Linked DNA regions of Homo sapiens: region 1 is linked to region 2. A link is a loop called in an ENCODE intact Hi-C map of the cell type or tissue named here. Cell type or tissue: PC-3. All regions are shown on one strand.

Region 1 (2,500 bases), 160 kb before region 2:
ACTGGAGACGAAACATGATTAACATCCATTCATTCCCATTTCTTGGACTTTCCCAAATTTATACATTTCAAAAACACCAAAATTACCTGGTCTAGTAATCATGGACATGAAGATGTGTAACGAATCCCTTTTTATATGCTGGGCACAGTGTGAGGCACTTTACAGACATTGACTCATTTAATCCTTAATCCCTTCACAAATGCCAGTGTTAATTTCTTCACTTTACTGTTCAGGAAGCTGAGACTTCAGTTAATATGTTTAAGGTTACGGTGAGATTGACTCCTAGGTCTGTATGATTATAAAGTCCACAATGTGTATCATGTATTTATCATCAGTTTGCCTAGAATTGTATTGAAATACTTTTTCAAAATAAAATGAGCACATCTGGAATGAGCCTCATAGATTGCTATTTAATATTTCTGTGATCTCACTTTGCTTGCAAAGTTTAACATTCAGCAATCCACACAAACACTGCACTTATAGACTCCTTTTCAGTAAATATACACATTTATAGCAACAAAGAGAATGGTGAACATTTTAAAAGTAGATGTATGGCCCTATTATCTGCTTTGCTACATAGAGGATGTAATTTTGTTACTAGATGCAAAACACTGGCTAAGGTTGGCAGACAAATTCAGAGAGCCAGTTTTTGGCATAAATCTCTCATTTTTTGGCAAAACTTGTTAGCAGTGTAAAAGCTGTTATTGAGAGCATATTGTGATGATACATCATGTCAATATTTGTTTGGCTGAGTAACACTTGGATTTAATAAATTAATTCTTAAATGCACAATTTACAACTGATGAGCTGTGTTAGAAATAAACTAATTTTTGTTGTCAGTGCCACAGACATTTTGACAAGTCTCTAGTGGAGATACTAGCTTCTCTGATTTTTTAGATAAACGGATGGATGGATTAGGACTTTCTGAATTATCTGTAGATGTGCACATTACGTAGAAATGAAACATAAGAGACAATGAATGAGTAATTAAATGAGTCACATAGGGAAATTAACCAAAAGGACTGTAGAGAGGTCACATTGTTCTTGTGGGGAACTATATCCTTCAGTAAGGAAATACCTTATTTGTTTCTCAAAGCAATAAAAAATGAAGGCTTCAGGGAGCTGTAGTCACTATGACAGATCTGGTGTATTGCTGTCAATTCCACATACACGCAAAATTTAATCTAGAACTTTCATAATCCTGCTGTATGGGTTGGAGTAGAGAGCAAAAGAAGTGACAGACTCCCTTCAATAAAAATTGCTAAAGGCTTAATTGCAGTTGCTTCCCAACATGGAAATAATTATGTTCCAAATATTTTTATTTAATTTTTAAATTAAGCCAGTACCTTGATACCTATGAAAGGGTAATACCTGTATTCATAGAACCTTGCATTTGGGAAGTTATTTTCTAAAGTGTAATCCATCTCCCTATTATTTCCTAGTAAGATTGTATTTCTGAAACCATTAAAAAAATAGTATTTCACAGGAACTTCAATAAAATGAACCAGATTCTAAGGATGCCATCCTCTTGCTGTAAACAAATAAATAAATGTAAAATTCCAATCTATTATTCCTTACCTTCTATACTTTCTAGAGTTGACCCTTAAAGAATGTGGAGGTTCAAGGCCTTGACCCTTTGCACAGTCAAAAATCTGCATATAACTTTTGACTCTCCAAAAATTTTACTAATAGCCTACTGTTGACCAGAAGCCTTAGCAATAACATAAACAACACATATTTCATAGGTTATATACTGTATCTTTAAGCTACAGGAAAGAAAATTTTAAGGAAAAGAAAATATAGTATTCATTAAGTGGACGTGCATCATCATAAAGGTCTTCATCTTTGTCTTCACATTGAGTAGTCTGAAGAAGAGGACGGGTTAGCAGAGGCAGAAGAAAATCCATGTATAAATGGACCCATGTGGTTCAAACCTGTTTTGTTCAAGGGTCAACTGTACATTTTACCTTCATTATATACCTTCTATCTCCACCCACACTGTCACCAAAAAACATGGCTTTGTTCTGAAAAGCTGGGAGTCCCCTAAAGATTTTCCTAAAATGCAGTTTCTTTGCTCCATTTTGAAGCATTCTTTGCAATTGGTCAAATCAGCATTTAGCTTTGTTGCCTCTCCTTGTCCTCAGTCTACCTAGACAGACCTTACATCTCTTTCCTTTTTGAGTGTGAGATATTTTTTAACCCTAACTAATGCTTTTGCTAATTTCAAACAGTCCCAAACATCATCTCCTATTTTACTTGACTATACTATTTAATAGTGAGTTTATATTGACCCTTCCAAACATAGGGATTGAGGAGTATCCTAGAATAAAAAGGAATGTTTTCCATATTGTCAAATGCAACAAGACTTGAATAAACCTATAATTAGTAGATCCTTCCTCTAGATACAATTATAGTTCTGGAGCAGTTGCCAGAATTTGATGTGCCAATGAAATATATAGGGCGATGTTCCAAGGGTAATTAACATCATCACCATTTTAAA
Region 2 (2,500 bases):
CTGAGAATTATCACTGTAACATAGACTCATGACTTTACGCTTCTCTGGCCCCAGTGAGCTCCCAATCCCACTTGTGGAACAGGTGAATGTGATTATTAGAGTTTCCATGCCTAGTGCAAAGAAGGATGGAAAAATGAGCATCTCTAATTTTCTGTTTCTATAAGGTTGATTCTGCTCCCTCTAAGACTCAGATCTCTTAATACTATTCCAAATATAGGCAGAGAATGCAAATACTGAGCAGTCAAAAAAAAATGACAAATGTCTACTACAGCATCTGAGTTGAAAATTCTTGCCATATCGTACAGAATCAAAAATGCCAATACACTGCCAGACTACCCAGTTTCCCAAGTAGCATAAACATGGATTCTTATTTAGCCATGTTCTTGGCCAGTTTCCCACGGGACACACACACACATACACACATACATAACACAAGGAAAATGAAATCACAAAGATACTTGCTCCTAAACTGCAACTGGAGCATGAATTTGTCTAAATGCTTAACTATTCCATGAAAAATAAAATATGACTAGATATTAATCAATTGGGAGTATTTTTAGTATGATTTTTGTTCATCTTGTTTTTTTGCTTGCTAATGACAGTTTTGTATGCCACTTCAGGTTAATTTTGAAAAATAAATACTGGATTAAATGCATTAATATACTCTTATAATCATAACCCTGGAAAGGGTCTTATTACTGTTGAATAAAATCAACAGAAATACGATGAGTTTATGAGTCATAACCTATGCAAAATACAAGGCACTTTTTTTAAATAGGAAAAGCTTAAATTGTTAGACATAACTAAGCAAGAGTATACAGTTTTAGTATGCATAAACCAGAAGTGTTACAATTTTATATCCATGAAGTAGGATATTGAATCATGAGCCCATATAAAAAGGAAAATTCAGTTATCATTTTCATTTTCTCTTCTTGTAAATATTCACATGGTACACTAAATTGTCATTTTGTTTTATTTTGTTTTAATTAAGGGATGTAGTCTCATTCTTTAATTTAACTGTGTTAAGCAAACCAAATAGTTGAAATAAATCCAATGCACCACCGTTGCCCGAAACCTCTACTGTTATATAGTACACCAGCACACTCTATTGGACACATAAGATAATAAATGTGGTCTCCAAAGCAACATTTTAATGTCATTAAATTCTGCTATTTATTTCATTGACAAAGTATTCTTTTTTATACTTACTTTATAGAATAAGCAGAAATTACATGATATTCATGGAGAAATTCAGGATTTTGATATAGACGAGAATAAGAAATGTAAAAATTATGGCCATTTTCTACATACGTAGAGCTTGACCCAATAAATTGCGGGACAATGGGATGAGGATTGAGAAATGCCTTCAGATCAGGAATCGTCTTGCAGAGCAGACAGACCAAAACTAAGAAATTACCCATTCAACCAACATTTTTTGAGTGCCCACTATCTGTAAGATGGGCTAATCCCGTGTGTACAAAAATGGCTAAGACATAGGTCTGCCCCAGCACTCTGAAAAAATTGTTAGAGCCAAAATATTTATAAAGTTTTTCTGGTCCTACATGAGCAAAATATGGATACAGCTCAATTTTTAGATGTCCAATGCCATAATTCTTGTGGCATATTTTGAGGAATTTAAAATTTTGTTCTCAGAAATAAGATAGAGAAGGTGTCAATTTAAGACCGTGGACTCTGGGGCACTTGTACCCACATCTGCCTGTGATTTTCTTTGGTACTTTAAGTAAAACGATTCTAGACTCATTTAATTATCTAGAAATTGTAAATGTCACTTAGGATGATAGTAAAACTGAGTTTTTTAGTGCTTATAATATGCTAAGCTTTTTTCTAAGGGCTTAGAATGTGTTTTCTCATTTCGTCCACACAGCAACCCTATCAAATATTACTATTTTTTCCCACTTTGCTGATGAAAAGACTGAGGCATGAAGAACTTAAACAAATATCTGAAGATTACACAGCTTTTTAAAATAAATGACAGAGTTCGGGTTAAAACCCAGGGTGTCTGATAGGAGGGCTCTTTCTCTTAGGGTACATCACAGGATATTTCTGTGATCAATTTATTTCATTCAAATGTGGGAAGGATAGCGAATGCTCCACAGCAGCTTTCAGGCTTTTAGAATATCAGGGATCTATACAGAAAAGGGGGCATCTAATTGTCTGTGGCTGAGGACTCATTATAATAACCCAAACTAATTGGTTTGTAACTTGTAGCCATTTGAGTAATTCTCTTATAATATGTCAGTCAGATCAAGATTGCTGGGACAACAATGGATATGTTGCAGACAGTGATAACCATGCTTCCGCCCTCAGTCGTCACCATGTGTACCATATTTTATACATGTTTTCTTACTCCCAGGCATACACAACATTAAAATAAATAAAATGGTTGATATCCCCATTTTTAATAAAAAAGAAAAAGGACATTTTAGTAACTACCATAAGTCAAATGAACTCTAATTCAGCATCAATATAGAATGAAGTG

Evidence for each region. Hi-C counts contacts between places; a loop is a spot of excess contacts. Peaks named below come from ENCODE experiments on the same cell type or tissue, not always from the same donor. Only the 100,000 strongest peaks of a DNase experiment are listed, where the experiment ranks them.
Region 1: a loop joins it to region 2, with 5 times the contacts of the local background. A loop is called at or near these places in 4 of 110 quality-filtered maps.

Annotation. Positions count from the first base shown.
Region 1 is chr13:38,366,436-38,368,935 of GRCh38, forward strand. No RefSeq gene overlaps it. Among named protein-coding and RNA genes, the nearest start is that of UFM1, 18 kb to the left of the region's middle. In PC-3, no CTCF peak of the experiment used is centred here; a DNase peak (open chromatin) is centred at 1,036; H3K4me3 peaks cover 1,076 bases; H3K27ac peaks cover 1,915 bases.
Region 2 is chr13:38,529,599-38,532,098 of GRCh38, forward strand. It overlaps LINC00437 (long intergenic non-protein coding RNA 437), which reads right to left. Exons shown (of 3, transcript NR_126377.1): 3 at 2,402-2,500. Among named protein-coding and RNA genes, the nearest start is that of LINC00366, 37 kb to the right of the region's middle. In PC-3, a CTCF peak has its summit at 1,092; no DNase peak of the experiment used is centred here; H3K27me3 peaks cover 498 bases.